Linked DNA regions of Mus musculus: all the other regions are linked to region 5. A link is a loop called in an ENCODE intact Hi-C map of the cell type or tissue named here. Cell type or tissue: heart. All regions are shown on one strand.

Region 1 (5,000 bases), 120 kb after region 5:
GTGTTTTGCTAATATAGTTATATTAATGTAATTATAGAAAATATAAATATACATATATGCTAACTAAAAACTAGTGTCTTCTCCCGTCATGGACACCGCCAATGATTCATAGCAGTATTGCTGGCAGGACCTGTAGTTTTGCCATTTGGAGAAATTAAAGGTATTTTTATATCATATGACAGTTATTAGAGGTAGATTTAAATCTTTAATTTATTCCTCTTATTACTGAGAATTTTGTGGTAGCTCTTAGGTTTTCTTTAGGCTGGCTTATCTACATAACAAAGAGTCTAATGTTGTTCTAAGATATTTTTTTTAAAAAGTATTTCGTCAGCTGGGTGTAGTAACACTTTCCACAAGGCCTAAGATCTCAGCACTTAGGACAGAAAGCATGCTATATCCCTGGTGGTGGGCTGTGGAGTTCAAGGCTACATGATAACATGTATCAAAGACCTGAAACAAAACCAGGCAGGGGGGACTTTTGCTAAGGGTACTCTGATCTAATAGATGGGCTTGTGTTCCTAATGAATTTTACTTTATTCATTAAACTCTTATTCTAGGAAGGGACCCTGAGCCTTCCCCAGACTTTTCAGAAGTGTTCAAAGTGCAGAAAGCAGCCCTTGCCTAAATAAAGAAGCCTCCTTGGACCTCAGATTCTAAACCCCTGCCATGGCCAACACCATTTATCTCCTGGGGCTTGTGCAAGGGTGTGCCTTTGAAAGTCCTGTGTCTGACCCTTCAAACCCCAAAGCCATTTCTGTCTCCTTAGCAATGGCTTTTCTCTGGTGGCACTGGTGGCACCGATGTCACTGGTGACATCACTGATGTCACTATAGCCCCTATTACTATCCCTCTACTGAGTCTAGCACAGACCCAGGCTCTTTAAGGGGATCCTAGGACCTTGTTACTTCAATAGTCACAGTGCCCCACATTGAGTTCTCAGGAGCCCTCTGTTCAGTCTTAAGTCACTCTAGCCCATGATAGCAGTGTGCCCCATCCTGAAGCATTCACTCATTCATGTAAATATTTGGAGTCTATGGATCTCAGGGACTGTATTGAATATGAGAGTAAGATAGAGACGAACAGACAGAACCAGCTTTCCTGGGTGTTAACATTCTCAAAAACTAACTTGGTCAATACATAAGACAATAAAATCACAAAAGCATTTTGTGCCTGCTTCTACTTACATGAGGCTTTTTAAAAATTTTTATTTATTCATTGGCAATTTCATATATGTGTTGGAACATATCCTGGTTATATCCAACATAAATCCTTTATCACTTCCCCCAGAGTTCTTTTAATACTTCCCCTAGCAGCTGTCATTGGCTGATAGCTCAGCTAGAGGCGGAGTTTCATGAGATACATTCATTCATGTTGGGTGATTATGGACTTGATCTTGTAGAGGTGGCTATGGCTCCCATGAGTTCACGAGTGCACAGCCTGCTATGTCCTAAAGAGAGCACTTCACCGCACCCCTCCGCATCTTATGGCTCTTAAGTTCTTTCTGTATTCTCTTCTTCAATGTTCTCTGGGCATTGTGGGACAAAGGTTTGACACAGATGTCCCATTTAGGGCTCAGCACTCACTAGTAACTTATTCTCCTTATTTCGACCAGTTAAGATCTCTGCAGTAACTGCTACCCACTGCAAAAAGCAGCTTCAATTTTTGAGATCTTCTCTTTGTTGTATTTATTCACTTCTCTCTCTCTCTCTCTCTCTCCAAAAGAAAGAAAAAGTCAAAAAAGAGAGAAATGGGGGAGGAGGAGGGAGAGAGCTAGAACAGGACCCAGGGGTAGGGAAGTAGGCAGAGAGCTGAGGAGTTGCTATTGGACAGATATGGAGTTTCAGTATGGGAAGGAGTGGGTGGTAATGTTTGCATGATGATATGCAGGCACTTAGTTCTACTGAACAGCATACATTTAGGTCTAGCTCATTTAAAATGTTGAATTTTGGCCATGTGTGCTGGCTTACCTTTATAATCCCAGCTCTTGGGAGGCAGAGTCAGGAAAACCAGGAGTTGGAAGTCATTCTTGAATGTGTTACATCCTGTCTCAAACAACAAGAAATTTAAAGTTTAAGCTGGGAAAGCGATGCCAGAGGCAAATAAAACTGGCAAGAGGAAGAAGGAGGTGGAGGTCTCAGAAGCCAGCCTAGAATTTGCATCTACTGGGCTTCCTGCCGGCTGCTCTTGCTCCAGCACTGGGCTACAGCAAATGCAATCACATACTTGAAGAATCAGCATGGCGTGAATCGTTATGGGACTCTCAGCAGACAGACAGCACAGCTTTGTAACATGCAGTGTTCAACTCCTCGGACCCGGATGCTGCTATGTCTCCACCCAGATGCTGCTATGTCAGACACACTCGTGTAAACCACAAGAGGAATATGGAGGTCTCCAAACTGTCACCAAGTCTAGCTTTATCTTTCTATGTCCACATTTGGTTTAAGCATTATTCTGTCATCCGGGAATTATGAGGCTGTATGAGGAAGTACAATGGCCAGATTTTATCAGATCTCAGGCAACGATAACTGATTTCTATTTTCAGCATTTCCATAAATCACTTTAATATCCATGCTTCCTTGAGTTTGGCTTTATTTAGTTTCTATTCATTCACAGAAGATAACGTACATTGATTCCAAGACTTCCATGTTGCATAAGTGGTCTGACTCCTGTTCTCTTTGACATGTGAGTAGGATCACTTACTTAAGTGTATTACTAGTCCCATACCTGCAAATTGAGTGGTTTGATTTGGAAAGAATCGATTTGGACAGAATCAAAATGGCTGACTTGGCCTAACAAGGTCAACCACACATACAGACTAATTGACTTGGGTTTTTAGTAGTTTGTCCAATAAAACATCCTCCTGTTTGGCTGTAGCCCAAAGATTTCACCATGTTTAGCTACTGGCCTTCAGAAAGGCCCCTGGGACATCCAGTCTAACTCCCTCCACTGTCAGCTCAATAGTAACCGTGGAAGGTGTCAAAGGCTTAACTAACTTCTCTTCAGGGCAATAGCCAGAATCGGATAGCTCTTTAGAAGCTGCCAAATTATGAGCCACCTTCCACATCTAGATCCTTAAACATAGACCACCAGAGTTTAATGCTTCCAAATTAAACACATTCTCTCTTTCTGCTCAAATTCTTTTGAGGCACCCAGACAAAATCATGGTGGATGGATGGAAACACAGCTTAGAAATGAGAGAATGGCCCAACTCTTAGGGATGGAGTATGACTTAGAGAGGAGCTTCCCATGGTCACAACCTGCACAGCAGGTCCAGCTCTCCCATCAGATGGGAACCCTTCACCGTTTTACCTTTGTGAAGAGTTAATGGTGGCAGTCTGCTGCTGTCCCCCTTCCCCTCAATCCCCGTTTTCTTTCTTTGTTTTTTTTTGTTTTGTTTTGTTTTGTTTTGTTTTGTTTTGTTTTGTTTTAGGGGATAGAATGGATATGTGCTCACATCTGGCCAAATCTTGCTGCTGGATTGCTGAAGATAACTTTGAACTATTGATCTATTTCCTTTACCTCCTAAGTGCCATGTGGGTTCCAGGGTTCAAACTCAGGTCTTCAGCCTTGGCAACAAGTACCTTTTACTCACTGAGTCATTTCAATTACCTTTAAGGTCGCCTCCTCCTCCTCTTCCTCCTCCTCCTCCTCTTCCTCCTCCTCTTCTTCTTCTTCTTCTTCTTCTTCTTCTTCTTCTTCTTCTTCTTCTTCTTCTTCTTCTTCTTCTTCTTCTTCTCTGTCTTCTTCTTCCTATTCAAATGCATTTTGCTTTTTTTACCAAAAAGAAAAAAAAAATATCTCACTTTTCTCCATTTACTTGATTTCCTAGAATGTAAAAGCCCTTCCAGGGTGGGGGAGGGGCGTCATTTTCATGATGACTTCCATTTGTGCAAAGTAAGGGACTCTTAGGCAGCTGTTTTCAACTTGTGTCACAACCTTTTTTGGAGTCGAAAGACCCTTTCACAGGGGTCACCTAAGACCATTGGAAAACAAAGATATTTACATTATGATTCATAAGAGTAGCAAAGTTACAGTTATAAATTAGCATTGAATTAGTTTTATGGTTCAGGGCCGTCAGGACAGGAGGAACTTTCCAGCCTTAGGACAGTTGAGAACCATTCCTTTAAGGTTTTGTAAGCGCAATCTTTCCTTTTGTCTACAAAGTAACAAAAGGTCACTTAGTTACCTCTAAGAGTGAATACTTTCTTTTCTCTCTTTTAAAATTTGTTGTTGTTGTTAATGTTTTGAGACAGAATCTTGGGCTGGCCTTGAACTCTGTAACTAAAGATGACCTGGTCCACTTCCCTGGGATTGTAGACATGTGCTACAGCGCTCTGTTTTATGCAGTACTGTGGATCAAGCCTAGGCTTTCATGCATGCTTGGCAAATGTGTAGTAACAGAGCCCCCAAGACCGAATAATTTGCACAAAAGGATTTGTTCTTTGTGTAAGTTCTAATGGCTGGATTATTTGCTCCTGGACTTCTAGAAGAAAGCCATTGCCTTCTTCTCTCTGAAACTGTGGCATACACGCGCACACTGCAGCACACTGCATATCAATATGTAATGTGCAAGATATAAATGGAGACTGTCCACAGAATTCATTACAAGTCTTGGTCTGATGCCCACAGTCCTCAGCAATGGGCTCACTATCAACTCCTCTTCTTCCTCCCTGTCCTAAATCATTCTTTCCTTCCTGCCTTCCTGCCTGCCTTCCTTCAAATATACTGTACTCATTGAGAACTATGTGTTTATCATCTGCCAGGTGTTAGACATAATGTGGCCAACACACACAGATTCTAGGCAGGGCATGCCCCAGGTGGGAAGATATCAGTAATGTCTGGAAGGTGACATATAGACTTATGTATCTAAAGCAGAGAGACCAAAACTAGAGGCTACATTTGAAGAGTGTATTAGTTAGGGTTTCTATTGCTGCAACAAAGCATCATGACCAAAAAGCAAGAAGAGGAGGAAAGGGTTTCTTTGGCTTACACTTCCATAG
Region 2 (5,000 bases), 100 kb before region 5:
ATTTCAGGACTGTCTTCACTGTGGGGCCGTAGGTACACGCTGTGTCCCTCTGATCTTCCTCATCATCAACTTCATGGCCAGAGGTTGTCTGTCACCCTCAGCTAAGCATTTGTGTTTCAGGCCCATTCACCTCTCCTCGTGTTCATTTCTCTGCACAGAATCATCTTCGGAAAGCCTTTCCTGTTCGCCCATAAGTCAGGGGCCCATGCTGTAGGCATAGAAATCCTACTGAAAGCCTGCCAGTGTCTTCAGGCCACACTTTCGTGTTATCCTTGAGGACGAGGGTGTAACTGTTCGCTACAAGTAGTTAACACAGCTGTCACTCAACACATACCTTTTTGGGCTGAATTAAAATAAAATGAATTATGTTCTCTAAGAGTATAAACGGTCTGCCTTCCAGACATTTAGGTGGAACACACACACACACACACACACAGGCACAGAGGGAAGGAGGAAGGCAGAGAGAGGGGGAGACAGGGAGAGAGAAAGGAGTTACAATCAGGAATGAGAAATTTAAGTCAAAGGCAGGTCACCAGGAAGGACTGCTCTATCTAGGTTTGGGTAATCCTTTCACAGAGAATCTTCTACAAAGATTCAACAAAATTTTCCCAGAATTCAAGTGTTCTGTTAGTAACTCAGAAGAAAATTAGCCATTTCAAGAGACGCTTGGGTTCGTTTCATAAATTTTAGCTAGAACTCTGACTTCTTAGTACTTCTTTATTTCCTTCTTGGAAAGTTAACTACCTGGGTTGTAGTTTCTGTCACTGTCCTGCGTCAGTCCTAAGAGTGACGTTTGTTCTTTTGGGTTAGAACAAGTACACTGGATTCTAAGAAATATCTTCCAGGCTTTTCGAGTGTCACTGTCTGGTTCTAGATCAGGCCAGTACCCTTTGCATGAAGCACAAAGGGCTTAAGCCTCTGGTGTGGACGAACCCCAGCCCCCACACTCAGTGTTGAGATTGTTCATTGGACACTTAGGAGAATCTGAAGAGTCTTCTGTTTTAGTTTCAGACTCACTCTATAGACTTGGCTGCCCTTGAACTCACAGAGATCCTCCTGCCTCTGCCTTTCAAGTGCTGGGATTAATTGTGTGCACCACCATTTCTGGCCTGTCCACCTGTTTTAGATAGTAGACTGCTTGTTTGCTTGTTTGTCTTTGTCAACTGATGTAAGGTCAGGCCATAAGGATGAAGGAGCCTCAATTGAGAAAATGCTCCCATTACAGTGGCCTGTGGGCAAGTCTGTAGGATGTTTTCTTGATTGAACTATTGATGAAGGTAGACTCAACCCACTGTGAGCATGCCATATCAGGACAAGGAGTCCTGGGGTTTCTAAGAAAGCAAGCTGAGCAAGCCATGGGGACAGTTGAGCCAGTGGCTCTCCTGCCTGCGTGTCCTCCTGCGTGTCCTCAGCTTCCGTGCCTGACTCCAGGTTCCTCTCTTGAGTTCCTGCCCTGACTTTCCTTCGCGGCACACTGTAAGCTCTGAAATAAAGTTCCTGCCCAACTTACTTTTAGCAATAATAGAAGTCAAATTAGAACAGGCAGCCCATCTGAAAACATGGCCTGGATTAGGATCCTGGACTAGGGTTCTGATACTTGAGTTTTTTCCCGAGTTCTGCTAACAGCTCTAATTTGGGGTTCAATTAACCCTCTAACCTTGATTTCTCTACCAACCCCTTCTACTCCTGAAAGTGACAATGGTTACTGCACTTCCCCATTTAATTTGAGATCTGAGGGGGAAAAATGAGAGTGGGATAGGTAGAGAGATGACTCAGAGGTTAAAGGCACTTTAGCTGCTCTTCCAGAGAAACGGGCTTTGATTTCTAGCACCTTCGTAGCAGCCCACAGTCACTTTTGACCTCAGTTCCGGGGGATCCAGTGCCCTCTTTTGGCATCTACAGGCCTTTCACCCACATGGTGCACAGACACAGATATAGACAAAAATGCTCATGTGCGAACAATAAAAAATATGTTTGGCTTCTCTCTTCTTCCGTCATCTTGCACCCTGCCCCTGATTCGGCTTCTTGCGGTGTCTTCTCACAAGACTTTCAAAATCAAGTGATTCCTGGCCAAGAAACGAAAGCAACATTGTCCTGTTTCTCAATGGATTTGATGAAAACTGGTAACAAAATCAGATACAATTCCAAGAGAGGGCAGTGGGAGAGAAGGCAGCCGGGTCCATAAGGATTCACACAACGGCAAGACTGAGGGTTTATACTGAGTTGTGCTCATCGGGCAGTCCTACCAGATGGAGCTCAACATTTTTAACCTGGAGACTTGCTCATGTCTAAATTAGGGGTGTGGTTTGTCCAGTAATAAAATGTAGAACCTTTCAAAAATTATTTTTAAAGTATATATGCATGCAGAGTTAAAAGGTGCCCTGGATGTGGAAGACAGTGTTTATTCTGTCCACACGGGACATGAGCTGCTCCTCTCGCCTTGCGTTACAAGCTGGATGGCTCAGGTGACTTTGGCCAGACAGGAAGGAAACAGACGATGAAGAAAGAGGATTAAGCAAGAAGAATAGAAGTAGCAAATAGCGTTACCCATTTTCCTGTGTGCTAACTTGGAACAGTTCTTAATAAAAGAGAATCACTTTGTACCCAGAATGGTTTTCCTCCAGCATGAGAGAGGGTGGTTGAATCCTGAGGCCCGAATGAAGCAGCATCTCATGTATGTTTGACACTGGTCAGTTCCCTCTTCCAGTGGTAGCCCCTCAGTGGCTCACAGGGTCCATCCTGCTTTGACAAAGTTCTAGAAAGCAAATCCTAAGGACACTATTCAGTTCTGCCACTGTGCCCAGTGGCATTGTGCCCAAGGTTGCAGCTTGAGCAATGAATGATTTCCTGCTCCTAAGGTCACGCAGCAAGCTGTACAGCCCCAGGAGTCACCAGAGAGGCGTCGTCTTCCCCTGGTCCATCCCTGAGCCACAGTGTTGAAGGACTCAATTGTTTAGTTTATTTTCTTTTTATTGCACCTTCTAGGCACCAGACTCACTGGAGACATCCTGACACATAATGCCTTATCCAGCACAATGAGATGCCCTTTACCTAGTCTTATGAAGGTACTGCCTTCCCTCCAGAACAAACAACGGAAATGCATCAGGAGGGCTCAGCTGCAGACAGAATGCACCTCGAAGCAGGAGCCACTTGGGGATTCCTCGGATGAAAGCAGATTTCAATGAACATTGTGTTTCAAAGCTTGCTTCCTCTCACCCTGCAAGGACCACAGAAGGAACATCCCACTTGCGGCTGCTGACACAAAGGAATGCTGGGACTGGGAGATTTTATCCGACCTTCCTGTGCCGCAGTAACAGAGCTCCGGTTGTGTCTTATAAGAATGGCTCATTGTTTCTTGGGGACTACTGGCTCCTTTGGGTGGGATCTGATGGCATCTCTGGAGTTGGAGGTGGTAGGTGGTACCGGGAGACCAGCCAGCTACAGGCCCCACCTTGTCGGCTCCCTGGAAGCCACTTGGCATGGCTTTCCAGTGGTGGATGCTACATCACTTAAAATTTAAACACGATCTGTTTGCTTACTAGTGTCTTCAGCTATACAAGCCAGGGAAATAGAAGTGATATCCAGGGTAAATTTGTTGGCAGAAAGTGTTTTGTTTTGTTTTTTTTCTACCGCCCCTCCAGCTGTTTGATTATTGACAAAACTGAGAAGCCTCAGAAAGTGTTTTGAAAATAGAAATGTAAGGATTGAAATCCGTATCTGGAGGGTTTAGATGCCTATTTGTGAGTATTTTTAGCTTGCATGACATAACCTCAAAAATGCATATTTGTCCAGTGAGGATGAACTCCCAGTTTTAAACCACCACAATTATAATGAAGAATATAAATTGATAACATTGGGCTAGTTAAAGTGGGCCAATCTTAGATACCGTCTCCTTTTTCTCAGAAAGTTTTTGGTTGTCTATCAGTAAAGAAACCATGATGGTTACGTGGCTGGCTACGTGGAGGACAGGATTTATTCTCTTCCTTTTCTTCTCCCTGTTCCTCGAGGCCTGCCGACACTTGTGATACATGAGAATCCTAGCATTGTCAGTAACAGCACATGGTAAGGAGTAAGGGTAACAACCATGACTTCTCCACAAAAGGAAAGGTCACTTGTCTGCCTGTAACTTTGTCCAGGTTTACAGGATAACAATATCACCAAACACCTTCTTTGTTCTGAACATCCTTACTGAAATTTCCACATATTGACATTAGCTATGAATATATTTATCTCCCCTTAGTGAGCTATGGGCAATTCAAGAAGGAGAATCCTATTTCCATTCATCTTTCTATTTCCAGTGTCTAGAAAATATCATATCCCTAATGATTGGCTGGGTGGTTGGATGCCTGTGCTATAGCATCTAACATAGTAACCAGTGGGGATTCATGTATCTAGTGACTGGGTGGGTGGTTGAATGTCTGTGTTATATCGTCTAACATAGTAACCAGAAGGAATTTGACTCAGGCTCTCTATGTCCTCCTTGGCATAACTGCACATGTAAATCAGTGATGCTTGTATTGGTCTACCCTTAGATGCACAGAATCCAGAGATTTTTCAATATCACATTGTTTTGCTCCTTTGGTTACAGCTGAGATGAGGTACAATGAGAATCGCATATATAGTCACGTATCTAGGAAATATGCCACAGCTCTCTGTTAAAACTCTAGATCTTTGATTGGCAATCAAATGCTCCTTGCATTATGTTGCCTTCTTTGATTCTCCTTGTTGGAGACCCTGAGGAACAGGGCACCCTGAGGAACAATCTCTCTACTGGCTGATCTGGGCAGTGGGCGATCAATCCAGGCCAGAGAGAAACCAGTGAAAAGACAGGCTTGGGGCTTCAGCATTCACATGCTCGTGCTGTAAAGAAAACTAACAAGAATGCTATTCAGGCTGGAGCCATTCAGTGTCTCCCTCAGATATCCCACTCAGAACTTACTGGCTGAAGGCTGGGTTGCCTAGGTAACCTCTGGAGACAGCCATGCCTAGCTCTACTCCAC
Region 3 (5,000 bases), 210 kb after region 5:
GGGGGTCTGCCTGCCTCTGTCCTCGGAGTGCTGGGTTAAAAGTGTGGGCCACCTTGCCTCCTTGTTTGAGGCTTTTTATATGAAGTTGTAAGGTGTGTGTATCACCAACAGATATAGTCATGTTTTCCATATGAAAGTCCATCTTGAAAGAGGCATATAATTTCTTTATGTTCATTATTTTTCACAATTTATGGGATGAAAATATCAGTAGCCCCACTCTACAGAGATGACAAGAAATTCTTGCAGATAGCAGGCCTCACTTAGAGCTAAGTGTTTGACCAGGCATTCGTTCACCATCTGTATTCACTGTGTCTCCTGAGCTTGTGTGAGGGACATAAAAAATATGGTCAAGATGAAAGACCATTAATGTACAAGAAAAGACACCAAGCAATTCTCCAGCCCCTGCCCCCCACTACTACTATCACGTTGTCTTTTCTTTCTGTCATCTGTGGGCAGGGTTTGTAGGACACTGTAGCCTAGGGGTGGCCTCAACTGCTCTAGCTTCCTCATAGAACAATTACAGGGTCAGGATGGGAAAGATTTCAGGAGAGACTTGGAATGTGAGCCAAGGAAGGCTTTTAGCTTTTACCCTAGTTTGACAGATCTGTCAGAAATTGGGAGTTGTTTTCTTTCTATGAGCACTTTGTAAAATAGGGAGGGTTGAAAGAGAGCGCCTTAACCGTCTCCATCTTGGATCTAATTTTCATAATCTCAAGTCATGGATCTGCAAAGAAATACCAGGTTCTGTGTTAATGATGATCAAGACAAGGATTTGAGATTTCCTGGAATGTGGGCTTCATGAGTAGATTCACCCTGGAGCAATTGAAGCTGGAGGAGGAAGAGTGGGCTCCTCAACCCAGTTCACTGTCTGGATTAGTTTGTATGCAATGGTAAGGGGCCTTTTAGAATATAAACGGGTAGGTAGCCCAACAGCTTTGTTGACCGTATGTAAGGCTTTCTGTGAGACCTTGGTCTCTTGATGTTAGGTCATACACAGTATTTAATTTTGATTCCAAGACTCTCCCAATTTCCTTTTCTAGTCAGATAGACCATTATTTTTCATGATTAGATAGAAACTTTCTAAAACAATTCCCCTGCCTCCTGGCCCCCAGGTAACTGTTGTTGTTTTTTTTTATTAAAGATTTTATTTATTATTATATGTAAGTACACTGTAGCTATCTTCAGACATACCAGAGGAGGGCATCAGATCTCATTATGGATGGTTGTGAGCCATCATGTGGTTGCTGGGATTTGCACTCAGGAGCTCTGGAAGAGCAGTCAGTGCTCTTAACCTCCAGCCCCCCAGGTAACTCTTAAGAGTTAAACACAAGGCAAATAGGTAGTGTTCTACATGTATTCTGGCTGGTAAGGTTGTTGATGTTCTATAAACTTTTTATTTGTTGTTCATTGTATCAGGGCCCTGGCCACATTCCAAAGATGGAGTGAAACTGACTTTGCAGAGTCACAGACCTACCTGCTGTTGCTACCTAGATTTTCATTCTTCCAAGAACGCCCTGGATTCTTCCACTCTGCCCCTTATTAACACTTAAAACTTCTCTTTCTAGAAAGAATGTTTGTAGAACATCAGTATTATCATTTCTTGGGGGTGGGGGAGTTCCGTAATAAATAAGCTTAGCAGTGTGGATTTAATAACTTAATGACATCATTAAGGACAGTGTATACTTCTCTTGTTTTCTCCTGTGCCTCTCATCTTTATGCATGCCACTTTTGACAGTTACATATGGATGGTAACAATTATGATAGAAGCTGTGCTCCAGAAATAGATGCTTAGACACCACTTGTCCATATTAATTCTCATGAATCAAGTCGTTTGTCATCAATTTTCCTGGGGGTTACTATTTTAATAAAAAGACATGCTCTTAGTGACAACCCTCAACAAAAACTCATCGATTCAGTTGCTCTCTCTATATTTTATATAATAACTGTGGTTTTTCTGATGGTTCTGTGTGTTTTGAGGATTCCGCAAGGAAAGTTTTGTACCTACATTACCAATGAGTATAAAAGGCCAGGGGAGAGGGGAGCTAAACTGTACACATGTGTGTGCTGGAGCAATACAAAATGATATTTTCTTATTATCGATGAAATATCTATCTACGTCATCACAACTTGAGGATTAAGGAGCCCAAGAGTAGATGTAGCAGAGTATTTATTTAGACAATGCATTTCAAACCAGTTCCTCTAGTATATGGAGAAATCGTCTTCTGTGAAGCTTTGAATTAAATAAATTATATTAAACTGTCATGTTTCAGTGTTTGCATAGTCCATTTTCCAACAGCAATAGGAGCAAGGCAGCTTTCCAAAACAGTAACAGTTATGTTCTGTTTACAGCTTGGTAAACCAGTTCCGTCAGTTTGGGTTGTCGGTTTGCCCATACTGACGCATACTTGTGAGACCACTGGCTAGGGGAGTTTGGACTAGTTAGTAAGCCAGTCTCCCACCAAAGCTCTGCACTTTCAGGCTCCGGGAAGAATTGCAGGGCTATGCTCTGGGACACATTAGAGCTCCAGGGCAATCCAGTCTTCTGGAGTTCTCTCAGAGAACTCGATCGCCCCCTAGCCTGCACATCCACTGAGTCGTCAGGCAAGTTCAGCCACTTAGCTAGGAGGGAGACTCTGGGAAGGGGCCCGATAACCTCCTGGTAGCAGGACTACCTGGACAAAGGAAGGAGACTAGATTAAGTGGTTGAATCAAGGGGCGACCTCAAGTCTGTGCCCGGTTAACGGGAGCATCGTACATTCCCCCCAACCCTCCCTCCCTCCACTGCCGTGTGTCATCTTCCTGTTCGGAAGTCTTAGTAGGTTGCTGGGACAGAACTGGGGGCGCCTGCTCCACCCATCAGGTATCCGGTTGGAAGAAAAGCCAGTCTCAACAACTTGATTCCCTCTCCGTTAAATGATAAGGTTAGCAGACCATCCGTCTCCAATCGCTGACCATTCCGGAGGCATGGGGAGGAAGGGGCACATGCAAATTGGTCCTTTTCTATTCCAACCACAAATATATGGTTGAGCTTTCTCTTCATTGCACTCGGAGGCCTCGGACTTGAATTCCACATTCCTTTTGGAATGCATGCAAGAGCTTCTTCCCTGGGAGACCAGCCCCTGTGCGTGTGTTTCGATTTTTTTTCTGGACTGATTTGCGGTGCTAATCAGTTAAGTTGCATTTCTTGTATGTCTTACTGGTGAAATAAGCCCAGGATGCTGATGACTGTAATTTTCTGGATGATGTTGCAACGGCAGGATAAGTAGCCCAGTGTTGAACTTTGCAGCTTGCTCCCTTCCTGTATGTAAATTTCCTTTAGATATAAAGTGGGACTCAGAACAGAAAGGCAATAGCAAGCGGCCTCTGGCTGGAGCTCCCTGGTCATCTGGCGCTTCCAGTCTCATCAGAGGCACATAGCCTGGAGGCTAACTTTTTCCGTAACTACTAGTTCTTCCTCCATAAAGTAACCCCAGCCTCCACCTCTGCAGCATTGTGAAGAATGAAAGAGGAGACCTTAAGATCCCCTTGGAAAGGTTCGTGTTCTGAGTACTGTAATTTGGATGGGATGAGTAAAACAAAGATATCTGGGAGAGGCTGGAGGAAGCTCCTGAAAGCTAGGTGATGCACTAGGGAGGGACTCTGGACGAGTTCCTGATTTAATAGTTTCAAACAAATAAGCAAACATCTTCGTGGAGATTGGTGTTTCAAAGCAAACGTTTTCTGGAGGGGAAGTTACCCGGCAGATGCGGAGGGGGCAGGGCAGGGCAGGGCAGGGCAGGGCAGGACTGGGCTAAACAAACGACTGGTACCACATGGTTTGGAGGCACTCACTGGCAATAACAAATTCATAGTTTATGCAGAATCCAAGCACGGAAAAAGCAGGGGCTGGTTGCTATGATTCGGAATCGCCTACACCTTGTTTTAGTTTGGAGTGCCAATTTCAGGCACCCTAAGTACATTGTGAAGGACGTCTACTAAGCAAAATTTCGTCTCTAGAGTTGCGCGTCCGTTCTCCTGGTCTCTAGCTGTCCGAAGTGAGCAAATCAAGAAGCAGCTGAGACTAGAGATTGAGTTAGGTGATGGGAGGTGGCTGCTGCTACAAAACAAACTTGCCCAAGACGGAGGGAGGGAAAAGAGCTTCGCGTGCTTTTCCTGACCTGACAACTGGTATTTTGTAGTGTGTCAAATTCTAAAGTGCCCTTCGCAGCAAGGGGTCATGGCAGGGCAGTCACCGCAGAAAGCACGGCGAGCGCCAGGTACTGGCCCAAGTAGCCGCCTTCCCGGCCCTGGCCCAGACCCGGTGCTCTGGGCTTCCCAGCCAGCGCTGGCGCGCGTCCCCACGTTGGCGGTCAAGCTGCAGCGCCAGGCATCACCCAGCGGCGAGGGGACTGTAAGGCACCTCACTCCTGCCCAACTCCGGCTGCCTCTCCTGCAGCTTCCCTCTGTTCCCAGCTTTTTGAGATGAGTCTCTTACTAATATTTAAAGAGTTAAAGGGTTTCAGTTATGTGAACTTGAAAAAAAAAAAAGCAAGGGGATATAAAAATTAAGTCTACCTGCATCAGCCATCCGGTAGCCCAAAGGAGGAAGGGTAGTGGAGATTAGGAAAAAACGGACGGGGTTTAAGGCAGTGCAATGCAATCTTGGCAGTTTTTTTTTTTTTTTTTTTTCCTTGTGAGAGAGGGACCCGGGCTAGGGTACTGACCACGCAAGGGTCACTCCAGGTCGGTCCTGGAGAGAAACCCCTGCTCCCTCTAACTCGCCACCTCCTCACGTGTTCTTGGCATGGCTAGGATTAAAATTTGCAAGGCTCAAAATTTATGCGGAAAGAACAGAATGTTCTCGGAGATTAGTTGGAAAAAAAAGTGAAATGAAGATTGTACTTTTTTTTTTTGTAGAGCAGAGACTTATTTCCGCCCCCTCCCCTACACATTCCTGACCCCCTCATACCCCCCCCCCCCCGCCTTCCTTCCTCCTCTTCCAAGTTCTGGGATTTTTCAGC
Region 4 (5,000 bases), 81 kb before region 5:
AGAGCCAGGAAACTGACTGGGAGTATGAGGAGCCTCAGTAACCATGGTGAAATTGACACATCTTGTCTAGGTGTTGTCCACTGATCCCAAACACACTGATGTCTGTTGTAAGCCATGGTGATGTTCTGTATCATTCCTGGCTCATGGGAGATGCTCTGATGGCTTCTGTGTCATATCTGGGCTATGGCAATGCCTACTGTGTTGCCTGAGGTCCTACATGGTGCAGTTCACCAAGGCAGCTGCTCTGCAGGCTCCTGCCAGCTTCCTGAGCCTCCACTCAGAACTGAGGTCCGACTTTCCTTAGATTTTTAGAACCCACCAAGCTAACTGGGCTTTTCCACTTCTTCAGAATGTGCTGGTGGCTATTGGCACCTGGATCCTTGTTTGGGGCTCATTTCCCACAATGCTTTCCTTCAAATGCATTCTTGTCTCCTCTCAACCTGCATGCATCTCCCCCTAACCTTTGCAGAGTATCCTAGACATGTGTTTTCTATTGTACTGTGATTTCTATAATATAACTGAGCTGAGATTACAGGAAAAGAGGTGACTATTTTTACATTTTGAAAAGGGCTAGATTATTTGGGGACTAAAGCTAATTTTGAGCCATTCCTAGTGTTGTTGGCATCCCTAGAGGGTCTATTTCCCCCAAATTTCATCACACTAAGTGTTAGGACTCATTCTGGTAGAGAAACTGCCCCTTCCTCCAATGTGACTCAAGTTTTGTTTCTCCGATCACAGTATCAACAGGAGACATCTCTTATGTTTTCAGGTTCTTGCGTCCCTGTGTTGTGAGGTGCTCTGACACATCTGTCATTTTCTAATTAAGTGATACGTGCCTTTACTGTATTGGGAATACCAGGTCATTATCCTGTGTGTTCTAAATATTTTCTCTTAGAAAATCATTTGTTCTCTATGCTAAATATGAGTTATACATTTTCATTTAACCAACTACCCACCCCAAACTTTGATTCGTATGCCACCTCACACTCAAGAATATGAGGAATTTTTTTGAAATACATTCAAAATTTTACTTTGAATTTTTTTATCTTACCAACAAAGATTTCCCTCATCCAATACTTACACAAGTGTCTTCAAATGCCTCAAAAGTTTTCTTTGTTTCTATTTGGTTCCTTAATATTTCTGGAATTTACTTTCAGATATAACCTGAGTTAAATGTTCTCTTCTTGCTCACACATGACCATTTTACTCTAAGCCCATTGTTGGTGTATTCTGTATTATATATAATAATGTTATATATACATAACTTTGAACATCATATATTCTTTTGCAGCAGCTTCTCTCAGATCTACATGTGGAAGCTGCTCGTACCACAGCTTTCTTCTCTATGTATGTAAAAGTTTCCCGGCAGACCAGCCAAACCCTACTTAGAGGATGGTTCCCTCCTGAATGAAGGAGTGCAACTCCTTTATGCAATGAAGCTTTTCATGTCTGTAAAGTTATCAAAATGATGTCCTTCAAATTTTGTCAAATAATATCATCAATGAGTTGCACTTATACTGGATCAGGATTTGACTTGCCTTTTCTAGGCTAAGGACATGGCTCACTTGGTAACATCCTTGCTATGGAAGTGTGAGGACTGCAGCTTGGAAAGCTGGACACGGTAGGATGTGTCTATAATCCCAACACTCCTAAGACAAAATGGGCTTTAGAGACAGGAGAATCTCCAGGAGTTTGTGAACCACCTAGCCTGGCATGTGCCTCTAGGAGACCCTATCTCTGTCAAGGTGGAAGGCAAGACATCAATACCTAAGTGTATCTACTGACCTTCACATGCATGTTGTAACATGTCTGTTCCTGTGTTCACACATACACACACATACACACACACACACACACACACACACACACACACACACGCATACACACGTATATGTTAACTGATTTTTCTCAACCCCATGAATAATTTAAGTATTAGGCTTTTTGACTACGTTATCTTTATTTACAAATGCAGCCCTCCAGGCTTAAAAGATAAAATATCTGTGTTCAATTAACTTAAACAGAACCATTTAGAATTACTCCATTTGTATGTTAGAATTGGCATAAAATGGCTCATACACTCTGCTACCTGTTACTGGATATATCTGGTGGAGAATTCTACTTTAATGAGGCTGCAGTGGCTTTTACCCTTATTTCCTTTGTGTTTATTCTGGGTAGTGCCTGCAAGAAGACTATTTTGGTTAAGGACACTGTTCTTGTCCTAAGGAGGAAGTGAGCACACTGAGCCTTGTCTCCAGCCCTTGAGCAGCTAGACAGGTCAGACAGACAGCTCTGTCAGCCAGGCTCCAGGAAGGGCTCTCCTGTCTCATGGAACAACCAAACAATTGTTACTATTTACAATGGCCCATATGCCGAAGTATTCTTAGAACAATGAGGAAAGGGAAAGTCGGCCACCAGGCAGGAAAGAGGGCTTTCAAGCCACAGCAAGCTCAGAGAATGTGCATGCCCTTTAAATGTAAACAGCTGGCTGCAGAGCTTATCCAAATAACAATGTACAGGGTGCTTGCCATGTGCCGGACACTTGACATAGCCATTGTCCCTGATCCCATAACCATTTCACCAGACCAGCATGATCCCAATCTAATCTGTGAAGAAATCAAGGCAAAGAGAGATGCTAACAAGGGAAACACGTTTCCAAGGGTGTGGAACGTTGTAGCGAAGCTACAACTCATCCAAATCAGAGCCTATGTATTCTTAGCTACCACTCTTAAAAATTAAAAATAAAGAAAAAGTTTACACTTCTTTGAAAAGGAATCCATAATCTTGTTACTAAAAGCACAAGGCAGTACAAAGAACACCAATAACAGTTTGAAATATGCTCTTTTTGAGTTCCTCTGAATTTCACAGAGGCAGTGGGAACTTGAAGAAAGTATGCTAAATGTTGTATGTGACAGCCCAACAGCTTCCCTTGCCATATACATAATGGATACCCTTGGCGAGCTCTCCAACTATGTAAATGACACAGAACAATCTCTTGTTCTGCTTATAGTAATTTTAGACCTTAACAAAATGTATGCAAAAACTCCAATTAACAAAAATAGGAATCTGCTGGGCAACTTGGGTTATTCTCAAATGAAATGGGCTTCAATGTGACTGAATGTTTCTGAGAGCTGCTATAGTAGAAAGGAGACTTTTTTTTTAAACCTTAAAAGAGGTTAAAAGAGAAAATAATAGAAAGGTTAAAACGTACATTATTGTTCTTGTTAAATGTGAGAACTCACTAGATTTCTGGCTTTTTCCAGCTATATTGTAATACTTAGTCTTCTGATGTTCTTAGTTTCCCCAGAACTCAACCTGTACATATTCTATAGTTAAATAAACTCAGGAGCTGTTTTCATGAGAATATTTCAAGCTACCTATCACACTCTCAGAATGCGAACCATTTGAGGACTTGGATCTTAAATCCTGCTATAGCTGCAGGAATATCTACAATGTAGAGGTGGTGGGACTCAGATTCTTAATGAACTAGCCTACCTCCATCTTAGGCTTAAAAACCATCTTATAGTAAAAACGAGCTAGGTTTATTCCTGTTTATGATTAAACCTCTGCTGCTCAAAGATTGGGTTATAACCCACCTGTAGCCTTAACTACAAATACCTCTGTATTGTCTACTCCAGGAAATGGCAATCATACCTTTATTTCCACCAGTTGTTATGACCACCAGTTGTTATGACTACCTTAAGACCATCTTGCAATCATGTCTTTGTTTCAAAGATTTGTAATGACCATCTTGCAACCCTACCTTTGTTTCAAAAGATTATTGTGACTACCTTGTTATGACCACCTTTTTTTTTGGTCCTGCTTCTGTAACCCCACCTATTTTCCCTGTCAAATCCCCATTTGGGAACCCCTTTCCCCTGAAGTATAAAACCCTGTCTTCCTCATATCTAAAGCTGATTTCTCAAACACCACGGGGGGCGGGGGGGGGGACGACAGCTTGCACACAAAATAAAAAGGCTTGCTTTAATTAATTACTTGCTTTAATTAATTTGGCTATGATGGTTGGGTATGTAATTTTTCTCTTTGAATCTTTGGAATTGACATTCCACTAGCTTTTATTTGTGGCACCCTTGGGATTAGATAAAAATCCATTTGTTCCTGCCATACAACGCAGAACTCTGAGCAAATAAAAGGGAAGGGAGAGAAAGATGTCTTGAAGTGAAATGAGACGGTCAGAGTGTGCATCGAACCTCAAGAGGAAGATACATTAGAACAGGGAAAGAATGGTGTGGACCAAGTTAAGCCTCCCCTTCCCGCAACATCCATATTAGATGTGGGCTCCATCCCTGCCAATATGCTTGTTTTGAGATGGGCTTTGAAAAGGTATTTTAGGTTTAGATGAATGAGATTCTGAAAGTGGAGCCTTCATCATGATGAATGCTTATAAAGAGAGACAACAAAAAGCTTATTTCTCATTGTCTGCTATGTGAAGACAGAGAATGCAGCCATCTTCATGCAAGAAGACAGCCTTCACTAAGGAACTGAATTACATCAGACAGCACTGTGACCTTGACTTTCCCAGACTCCAGAACCTAAAAAAAAAAAGAAATCCTATAGTTTAAGCACCTACCCCTCGGGATTTTATTTTCACAACTTAAGTATACTAGTAGAAGTGGGGTGTGTGTGTGTGTGTGTGTGTGTGTGTGTGTGTGTTACTTGAAAAAAAAGAAATGTTTCTCTAAAAAGGAGGTAAAGGATTTGTCTTTGTTTTTGGACTAAGGTCCACTGTTATACTAAAGCATCCATTTATAGTGCTCACCACACCTAACATGGTAGCCATGCCTCGTGTTCTCTTCAGAAACCCACAGCTACTTGGGAAGTCACTCTTAGAAGTTTCCTAGGTATGTGTAGCCAAATCTTGCTCTACAGTGCTGTGTTATCCATAGCTAATTGAATTTGATGCACCCCTCTCCCAAAGGTGGCTGACCATGTCTGGCCAACAGCCTGAGAAGAGGTCTGACACAAAGAGTAGTGCCCCCTGG
Region 5 (5,000 bases):
CCGAGTGGCTCTGGAGATCCCGAGTCTCCAGAGGGTTTCCAGGATGTCGGTTTCTCTCTGCCTCCCTCTGCCTGACTTCACAGCCGAAACAGAGCCCGTGTTGTCCCTGCAATAATTCCTGTGCTTTCATCTTCTTTCCATTGTTGACGTGGGAACTATGAATCACAAACACACACACACACACAAACATTTCTGGAAGGGTACCCGGATTTTCGTGTTATGCAGGGTCTGGCGTTCAGCGGTGGAAGTCGACCATGGCACCAAACATCATCCACTTGTGACTGACCTCACTCAAGCCCCAAGAAAACTCATCTCCATATCTCTTCCGTTAGGTCCCCTGAGCAAAAGCAGATCTCTGAATGGTTGGTAATGGTTAAAGGCCACAGTCCTGTCATTATGTACACAGGAGTAATGTTGTGTGATCACACTGCAGAGGAATATTAGTGTTATGTGAAAACAGATGAGTAAATAGGCTTGGTGCTGTGGCCTGTGTGGTGGCCCCACAAAAGTTGCACACTGAAGTTTTAACCCTCAATACCTTGGTATAAGGTTATCTGGTAATTCTTAATTAAGGGTAAAGGTAATTAGAGGGATAATGTAATTAAATTAAAGTGAGTTTATTAGGGGAGACCTTTATGCAAAATGGCATCTGTTAAAGATGGGATCTAGGCTTGTCACATAGAAGGAAGACAGGGTGAGGGTCTAAGGCAGTGGCTCTCAGCCTCCCTAATGCTACGACCCTTTAATACAGTTTCTCATGTTGTAGTGACCCTAACCATTAATATATTTTTCTTGCTCCTTTGTAACTATAATTTTGCTACTGTTATGAATTAAAATGTAAACATCTGATATTTCCTATGGTCTTAGGCAATCCTTGTAAGAGGGCTACTCACCCCCCACACACACACACAAGGGGTCGAGACCCACAGGTCGGTTAACACTGGTGTAAGGGGGAGAAAAACCATCCAAATGCCTAATGCCAAGGAGAGGGGTCTCAGGAGAAATCAAGCCAGCTAATACGTTGATCTTACTCTTCCCGCCCCCAGAACAAGGAAGGGCTACGTATATTCTTGTTTCAGAAGTCTTGTGTGTTCTTCTTGGCTATAGCAGCCTGGAAATGAAAGGAGTTTCCTTTCTTCACAATACAATATTGCTTTGCTTTGCTTTACTCTGCCGGAGACTCCTGAGTATTTTCACTGGGCAGCTCCTAGAATTAGCATTCTTGGGCAGGCCATTAGGCACTTGCAATGTGGCTTGTCTCAACAGAGTGTTAGTCCAGGGATCAAGCTTACTGTGTTTCAAAGACAGTATAAAAAGAAGAAGGAGCACATTATCATGATTTTATGTTAGATATATGCGAAAATGAAGTTATTTCTGATATATGAATATAACTGAAGTGAAGTATTAGTTTTACCTCTTCTCCTTTACTCTTTTACCTTACTCCTTTTCCTTCTCCCCCTCCTCCTTTTCCTCCTCCTCCTCCTTCTCCCCCTCTTCCTCCTCCTTCTTCTTGTTCTTCTTGTCTTTTTGAAATAGAGTCACTATGTAGTCTGGTCTCAAGCTCAAACTTGAAATCCTCCTGCCTCAGCCTCTTGAAGCTAGAATTGCAGATGAGTGTCATGTTTTCGGCTCTTTGGATGAGGCCGCTAGTAAATTTTAAATTCCCCGCTGTGGTTTGCACTCCATCTCTGTTGGCCAGACACAGCTAGAGCACAGCGTGGGATGTAAGACCTCCCTGACCTGGCATCTCGTGATTGCCATCTCATCTAAAATCACCATGGAAACTAACCTCAGGGTGTTTCTGGGCAGAATTTTTCAGATTAGGTTAATTGGGGTAGGAAGAAGCACCCTAGGTGTGAATGGTGCCATTCCATGGGATGGGGCCCCAGGCTGAATAAAAGGGGAGAAAGTGAGCTGAAAATAATCACACTTTGCTTCCTGACTGCAGATACCATATGACCATCAGCGACTTCCCACTCCTGCTTCTACACCCCTCTTCCCATGATGAATGTATGCCCTTGAACTATAAGGCAAAATAAACTCACCTTCTCTTCTCTCCTTCTGTCTGTCCTTCCATCCTTTCTCTCTCCCTCCCTTCTGTTCTTCCTCCCTCCCTCCCTCCCTCCCTCTCTCCCTCCCTCCCTCCCTCCCTCCCTCCCTCCCTCCCTCCCTCCCTCCCTCCCTTCCTTCCTTTGCCTCTTGTCATGCATTTTGTCACAGGAGTGAGAAGTCACTAATACACCCACCCTCTCAACCACCAGCAACAACAGATTGATCTTTCTATTTCATCCCGACCCCTGGACTGACCTAAGTCAACCCCTATTCAGCCTTCATGTGTCAGTCACCTATCACAACAGGAAGATTATGGGCCCATCTAGGCACGCCCACTGTTTGGCTAGACTAGGTGCCCTTCCTCCACATACCTGTAATTTCCCATGTATCCCTATAGCTTGAATCACAGCATGGTTTAACAAGCATATGCTATCTCCCTGTCCTCTGACATGTGAACACCTTGAGGGCCTCTTATTCGTATGAATACCACAACACCTGGCCCATTCGGTCCTTAATAAATGCCTTGTGGATGAGGGAGTGCTTTCAGGGTGAGGTGGACACGGTTTCTGCCACAAGGCCAGAGGAGATGCTGCCAGACTGAGCCAAGGAGATAGAAGGCAGGGCTCAGTAAGCAGAACTCATGAGCCTCGACGAGGGAGAGGGGAGGAGTCAGCGATGCTCCCAGATTCTAGCCAGGCGACATGTTTTCAACACATAGATTATTTTCTTGACATCCTTTTTTCATCGAAGCACAAGCTAAATAATTAATTTTTACTCTGAGCATCTACGCTTCTCAAAAAGAAGCGTTTCATCCCTAGAACCTCACTGCTTCCTACAACACCGCCTTGGCCATCGTCTTAGAGGACAGGCTGGCTTTGTGCTTGGGCTGCTACTGGACAGACTGCAGGGAGCCTTGCTTCCTGACATGAAGTGCATATCCAGCAGGTGCCTCCTGCTCCTCACTTAACACAACAGCATCTGCCAGGACAATCATTTTGCCGTATTTGGAGACAGGAAAACGATGAGTCACCTTAAGTCAAAGAAAGTCCTTAGAAAAGAAGATTCATCGCCAAGTTCTATGACTTCATTCTATATTCCTTCCACCAGATGACATCTGCCCCAAGGGACCAAACAAAGGAAAGCTGAACAAACAGATTGGTTTCTTCTACTCCACCACCACCACCACCACCACCACCACCACCACCACCCTGGGTTTTCTGCCTCTGCTTATCATTTTTATGACCCAGAGACAGTTGTGAAGAATACAAGCAGTAAACAGCATGAGTAAGAGAGAGGGTGACAGAGGGGTAGAAGGAAGTATTCATCAAATGACTACTGGAGAGGAGACGGGGCAGGGTGACATTTGCGTGCTGATGAAATCACTCACGGTGAGCACTCCGTTGGATCTCTCTCCTTACATCACTTTGCCTGTTTTCTTCTCTTCATATTTATGCCTCTTCACAGCATCATCTGAGATTATTCTGGTGATCCAGAAGGTATTTTTATAGAGTAATAATTCCATCTAGCTTCTGCATCAGATTACCAACTCCCTTGACGCAAGGACCAATTTGATCTAATACAATCCAATATATAGAGAAATATGGTTATGTAGTAATCACTGGGTATTTGGAGAATTAATAAAGTCATCGTAAAAGCCAGACATCCAGAGGAAAGTAATTTTTATGTAGAATGGTATAGTTTTAACGAAAAGTAAATTTAATTGTATGTATGAACTTTGACTCTGGCAGCCCGTGTATAGCTAATACTTCAAGGTTGATTTTGTCGTTTACTTTATTTCCTGATGATGCCAAGATTCCTACAGCCATACAAGGAAACCTTGACAAGCCCTGAACTGTATGCAGCTAATTGTAGGGGTGAAAAAGAAGGATTCTTGTAGCTAAGACACCAGTAAGGAACCACAGAAAGCCCCATTATACTTCCGTATCCGAGCAAAGGTAAACGAACAATCTGAAGAATTCTTAAGGTGTATGAGAACTCTCATTTTTTTTGAAGATTATCCTAACCATTATCCTGGAGCAAGATGGTTCAGCAGGGAAAAGAGGCTTGCCACCAAAACTCACAGTCTGAGTTCCCGAATTCAGTAGTGCCTGGAGCCAACATGGTAGAAAGAGAGAACAGACTCTTGCAAATTGCTGTCTGACCTCTATACACATGTGCCTGCCTACACACACACACACACACAATTAATTTATTAAAATACTAACCATGGGTACATTTTTTACCCTGATTCAAGATCACATTAGTCCAATGGCAAGCAAGCCTATCTTTGTGGACATTGAGCCTCATTCACTGTCTTTCCAGTCTTTTATATATTTATGTATTTATTACCATGGAGTTCTTAGCAAAGAGTGCAATTATTTCATACACATCGCATTGTTCTCCCCCGACCCCAGACTTAGAATTGTCGGTCTCCTGCACTGAATTGGACATATCTTAGAATTAGAACAGGACAGAATGTTGCCTTTCATGCATCAGGCCTTGTTAAACGAGAAGACAACTGATCTGAATAAATAAATAGACTCTGGTTTACAAAGAGGCTTGTTAGAAACTCACACCACATGAATTAGGAGCTGTCTGCATTCACACTGAGCACACAGTGCCTAATAAAGAGTGTCTCTCAGCATACATCAGCTGCCTGCCTGGCCAGGACTGCGTCCTTTCTGCTCCTTAGGAACTCCTTCATATACGGAGGTATTCACAAATACACTCACTTGGTGAACTCTCCAAATAATCTATTATCTATAGCAATTATTGATGTCTTTTTTTCCCCTTAAGTTCTACTTTGTGGTTTAATAAAAATGGCCATTCCCAATCATGAAACTTGTCTTCTGACACTATTTCCCTGGGGGCCATTAAATGACAACCCTCCACGACGTCACACAGAGGAAGAACTGTTACTGTAGGAACTGAGCATGCAAGCCAGCCTG
Region 6 (5,000 bases), 74 kb after region 5:
GAAGCCAGAGGACGGCATGTGGGTGTCAACTCTTTCCTTCCACCATGTGATCAAACTCAAATCCTCAGGCTTAGCAGCTCATGTTTTCACCCGCTGACCCATCTTGCTGACCCTAGCCAACGCAATTTTCTAAGAAACTCATAGTACCTCTCAGCTGGGGGCTGTTCTCAAAAGTACAAGAAGGATTTTAGAACCTCCTGTGGTTATAACCATCTACAGAGCTGCCTCACTATCAGCCAAAGGCATCCTCGGGCCAGCCTGCATCCTTCCATCCTCTGCTCTCACTTCCTGGCTCGCTCCACCCCGCAGTGTTCTTCAATGGTGTTGAACCCCTACGACAAGCCACTTACTTTGGGCTCTTACTCATGTTAGCCCTCTGCCTGGAACGTTCCCCTTCCTTCTGTGGTTTGTTGGTGGTGTATGAATTCTCCCACGTTCAGCTGGAATATCCCTTCCTGTAGAGAGGCCTTACTTAACTCCCAGCCAAGGGTTATGATCTGATTATTTGCAGTGGAGAATAATGCCAGTCATGACTCTTGGCACCTCTTATTGTAACTCCCTGTTACGTACATGAGCCCACCTCACTCTTAGTTCCCAGTTGTAATCTTCCGTTTTCTGAGAGCAGGAACTCAGTCTACTTTCCTCTCTGCTATAACCCCAAGAGCGAGGCTAGGGCCTCCCATCAGGAATATTTAATAAAGAAGTTATCAACTGAAACGCATGCTTAATTTCCTGAGCACCGAGTCAGTGAATAAGAGAATCTTGGGATAAATTTTAGACAAAGTTTCCCAAGATAGGTTCTGCAAGATAAAGACACCCTTCCACGTCTCCTTGAAACCTTGGAAGAAGAATGTCAAAGATGGGGCCTTCCTGTAGCTAAGAAGAGCTTTGTATTCTCTCGCTCATGTTGGGGAGACATCACTATTAACCTGAAAAATACCCAAACCGGACAGTACTGCATTAAAATAATCCAGTCCTGTACTTAAACAATAAAAGGTTGAAATGTGGAAAAGAACAAAAAAGATTCATAATCAAATAAATGTTAATAACTGTCAAAAAGAGAACTGGGCACATAGCCCAAATTAGCTTCTGTGAGGCTCAGGGGTTGATCCTTGGTCTGGGAGAGAGAAAGGGAAAGGAACTTGGAAAAGTTAGCAGCCCACATTGCTCATGTGTGAGGTCTGAGTGTGGATGGCAGCCACATACCATCAGCAGCACCATTTTTAACGGGTAGCGCCTCGTCCCATAGGCCTCTACCTTCTATGCCCCCTGGGCTCTACCTTGACAACACCTGGGACCAGCAGAGATGGTGCTGTGTTTGAGGGACAACTTTCAACTTTCACCAGCTTTAGAAAGGAATCTAAGTTTCTTAGCAAGGTGGAGCCATCTCTTGAGCTCACTTTGACCCACCTCTCCTTCCGTATTTCACCTCCTATATTTTTCCTTCCTTCTTTCTTTCCTTCTTTCTTTCCTTCCTTCCTTCTTCCTTCCTTCCTTCCTTTCTTTCTTTCTTTCTTTCTTTCTTTCTTTCTTTCTTTCTTTCTTTCTTTCTTTCTTTCTTTCTTTCTTTCTTTCTTTCTTTCTTTTTTCTCTTCTCCAACAGGATCTCATGCAGTTCATACCGGCCACAGACTTGCCATGTAGCCCTTGCTGGCCTCGAACAGCCAATCTCCCTCCTCCCACCTCTGCAGGGCTCATGTGAGGCATGTGTATACACTGGGGCTCAGACCCAGAGCCTTGTACACACCAGGCAACCCTTGGTATACACCCACAGGCCCTCTCACCTGTTCCTTTCCTCTTTGCTCAGAGACACAATGCTCTTCCACATGTCAATCAACAGGTACTCCTGTTTGCCCGGTCCCAGAACTCCCCAACCCGCCCATCAATTCGGCTCGCCAACTTTCACTTATCCATGGAGGCTCAGCCCAGCCCAGCCCAGCCCAGCCCAGCCCAGCCTAGCCTCCTTCCCATGCTCAGCCTGGATTCCTCTCTGCCCTCACTGTCTCTGCTCTTCCCTTCAGTATATTTATAGTTTGATTTTGTTGTTGTTTGAAATGGGTTTCACTATGGAGCCCAGGCTGGCCTTGGGATGACTTATGTGAGCCATGATAGCTGGCTAACATTTATTCTTTGAGAGCATTTGTTTGCTGCCTTCTACCAGCCTGACCTGGAATCACTTCAGGGATACTCTGAGGACAAGCCAGACCCCTTCACAAGCATCTATGCCCACTTCAGGATGAGCATGGTGCTTTGGCTAGTCAACAAGTCTTTGCTCAAATATACTAAAGATTGTAATCATCTTTTGAGGAACCTATCCTCTGCTTGAATACTAGAAGGCACCTTTTAAACAGCCTGTCGATAACGGGTTTCCTATCAAATTCTAACTTTAAAAAATGATTTTGCCATACATCATTTGCCTTTCAGTGCAGTCAATAAATTCACACAGTTTGGGGGTGGGGTGGGGAAAGAAGTATCCCAGTGTCTCCTTTTCAGGGCTATTACCACAGACAACCCTCCTGATAGCACACACCTGAGCATCTGGCTACTAGCCAGAAAGGAAAGCATTGCAGGCCTTGTATGCATCTTTTGCTCCCAGAGTTCTCAACCATTTCCCCATCTAAGTATCAGGCCTGACCCCCCTTAGCTTCTGATATCAAACAAGAACTTTTTCCTAAGGCTGAATAGGTACAGTACTTTGTGAGGATTCATGCAATCTGCAGTCAGGCACTGGAATTTGTTTCTGAGGGAGGAGGCATCCAAGAAGTCCTCTCGTGCTCCGCCCTGGCGCCTGCCCTGAGCGCACAGAGGCCAGCACGTCTGCACCCAGCCAGGAAAGGGCAGGGCAGGCACCACCAGCTTGGGACAGCGGCAGGATGCTCAGCCCCTTCCAGGCTCCGCTGCAGTCCCCAGGGACCAGAAGCTCTGACACCACTGAGCTTGTCCCGGGCCTTTGGCACAGTGTGAGGCCTGTTGGTTCTGGACATAGCCTTGCATAAACCCGGCACACTGCCCACAGCCTGTGCACTATAACTTTAGTGCTTGCTCTGGGACAACACGCTGCACAGCTATGAAGTATCAACTTTTCTTACCCTGTGCAGAGTGCCTACCTGCAATCTGTTTGAAATAATGCCTCCAATCTGGTGTGCAGCTCAATGGTGTGGACGTTTCTTTTGAGTTTAACATTACTGTTTCCATCTTGATTGGAGCAGTTTTCATTGGCAGGAAGCTCTCCGGAGACCAGGCCCAGTGAATTCCCCTGTCAATCACAGAGGGAGAGGAGAGGTAGATAGGGATCCAAGGCCCTTCTATTCCTGCCCCCACCTCCCACCCCCCACCCCCGCTCCACTGCCTGCTTTACATGAGGTAAATAATTGCCTGCCTGGGACTCTTTGGTGGTGTGGTTGCCTATGGGTTTGCTAAGGGAATCATCAGTGGAATAGCTTTCCATAAGTCTGTGCTGGGGGTGGGACTCTGCAGTGATGTAACTGCTGCCTTTAGCTACCCTATGTTTCTGCAAGTAAACCCAGTAGTTTCATCGGTTTGCCAAGATGGACTTGGGTCCATCAGTATCCTCCCTACCTGGGTTTTTCAGGAAAAAAAAAAAATGCCAAGACAAGCTGTATTGAACCTTCGACTCAAGGCTTGAGTGGCTCATAAACCATGATAAGAGCTCACTCGGCTTGCAGCTTGTCCGGTAGAAAGCGTCCTTGGCATGCGTAAGACCCTGCATTCAGTCCCTAACACCCCATAAAAGCAGGAGAGTTAATGCTTGCACTCGGGAAGCAGGAAAAGGGCCAAAAGGTCAAGGTCATCCTTGGCTAGTAGATGAAATCTCAAAGTAAACAAAGCAAACCATGACAATGATGACAGCTTTTAATGGTTTTCACATAGACCAACTCCATTAGCCCTACCAAGGGCTTTAAAAGAAGAAGCTGCCCTCCTCTGACTGATGAGGAAATAGAGATAAAGAGGGTCTGGGATGGGAAGGTTTATGCTGGCCTACGGTTTGAATCTGTCCAGGACACACAGAAACACACAGAGAGGGCTTCTAGGAAAAAAGGGTGCTGGTGAAAACAGAATTCCTGCGGAGCCCACTATGAGACTTACCCAAGTTTTAAACATACTAGTCACGGTGACTGCTAATTTAACTAAAAGATAAGGATTAGTTTGCAAAGGGGGACAGGGGAGATGGCGGGGTACTATAAACTTGGATTAGAGTCAGGGTGACAGTTTTTCTCTTTGGTGTGCTTTGCTTTCCTTGAAGTACAGACTAAAATGATAGTTTTAACTCTTCGAATAAAAAGGATTCAGACAGTTTCCTAATGGTACCAGGAATATGGCCCCAGGTGAAGACTCCCTGTTTCTACTTTTGTTTATTCCTCTTCCTATCCCTCCTCACACCAAACCTTTGCTATGTAGCCCAGGCTGGCCCAGACATCACAATCGTCCAGACCCAGCCTTCTCAGGGCTGGCAAAAGTGAGTTCGGTACATAATCTTAAGTGAAGAGTATACTTAGGTCCATCTTGTATCACTGGCTGTCCTAATTCCGGCTTTTACCTCCTATAAATCAGCTCAGCGCCTTTGCTCTGCCGTTCTGACCCCCAGCTAGTTAAGTGATGCTTCCATTGCCCTCTTCCTTCACAGCCACCTCTGCAGAGAAGCCTTCTCTGACCATCCCCTTGAAGTGAGGGTTCCCTCCATCTGCCCCGCTCCGCCCCTACTCCCACCCCACTCCCTTACCCTCTGCCATCAACTGTATTTCATATCTACTTATAGGAAAGTTCTGTGTCTTTCCACTAATATATAAATGTGAAGACAGACTTTTGTCTTTGATCTAACTGCTAAAATACCTACCCTCGAACAGCTTGTCAAAGTGTGAGTGGTTGTGATGGTAACAACCTGGAACATAATTAATGCAGTGATTGTCAACTTGACAGAATCTAGAATCACCTTGGAGACAAAGATCCCGGCATGTCAGTGAGGGATTTTTCTGGTTAAC

The links. A loop is a pair of places that touch in the nucleus more often than their neighbours do. Peaks named below come from ENCODE experiments on the same cell type or tissue, not always from the same donor. Only the 100,000 strongest peaks of a DNase experiment are listed, where the experiment ranks them.
Region 1: a loop joins it to region 5, with 9 times the contacts of the local background. A loop is called at or near these places in 2 of 42 quality-filtered maps.
Region 2: it touches region 5 in a loop (5-fold over the local background); 4 of 42 quality-filtered maps call a loop at or near these places.
Region 3: a loop joins it to region 5, with 11 times the contacts of the local background. A loop is called at or near these places in 9 of 42 quality-filtered maps.
Region 4: a loop joins it to region 5, with 4 times the contacts of the local background. A loop is called at or near these places in 6 of 42 quality-filtered maps.
Region 6: it touches region 5 in a loop (3-fold over the local background); 4 of 42 quality-filtered maps call a loop at or near these places.

What each region holds. Positions count from the first base shown.
Region 1 is chr10:21,900,494-21,905,493 of GRCm38, forward strand. All of the region lies in intron 1 of Sgk1 (serum/glucocorticoid regulated kinase 1), which reads left to right. Among named protein-coding and RNA genes, the nearest start is that of Gm46215, 21 kb to the left of the region's middle. In heart, no CTCF peak of the experiment used is centred here; a DNase peak (open chromatin) is centred at 2,258.
Region 2 is chr10:21,676,051-21,681,050 of GRCm38, forward strand. No RefSeq gene overlaps it. Among named protein-coding and RNA genes, the nearest start is that of Gm5420, 12 kb to the right of the region's middle. In heart, a CTCF peak has its summit at 2,867; a DNase peak (open chromatin) is centred at 3,141; H3K27ac peaks cover 1,012 bases.
Region 3 is chr10:21,988,875-21,993,874 of GRCm38, forward strand. The region is part of intron 3 of Sgk1 (serum/glucocorticoid regulated kinase 1); the gene reads left to right. Among named protein-coding and RNA genes, the nearest start is that of Gm34267, 67 kb to the right of the region's middle. In heart, CTCF peaks have their summits at 2,576 and 4,375; DNase peaks (open chromatin) are centred at 2,727, 2,757, 4,337, 4,747 and 1 weaker place; H3K4me3 peaks cover 2,559 bases; H3K27ac peaks cover 2,013 bases.
Region 4 is chr10:21,699,403-21,704,402 of GRCm38, forward strand. No RefSeq gene overlaps it. Among named protein-coding and RNA genes, the nearest start is that of Gm5420, 11 kb to the left of the region's middle. In heart, no CTCF peak of the experiment used is centred here; a DNase peak (open chromatin) is centred at 2,359; H3K27ac peaks cover 277 bases.
Region 5 is chr10:21,780,644-21,785,643 of GRCm38, forward strand. No RefSeq gene overlaps it. Among named protein-coding and RNA genes, the nearest start is that of Platr6, 75 kb to the right of the region's middle. In heart, a CTCF peak has its summit at 2,992; a DNase peak (open chromatin) is centred at 3,028.
Region 6 is chr10:21,854,987-21,859,986 of GRCm38, forward strand. Platr6 (a long non-coding RNA gene) reads right to left here and starts at 3,252. Exons shown (of 5, transcript XR_001779731.1): 1 at 3,108-3,252. In heart, a CTCF peak has its summit at 2,825; a DNase peak (open chromatin) is centred at 2,835.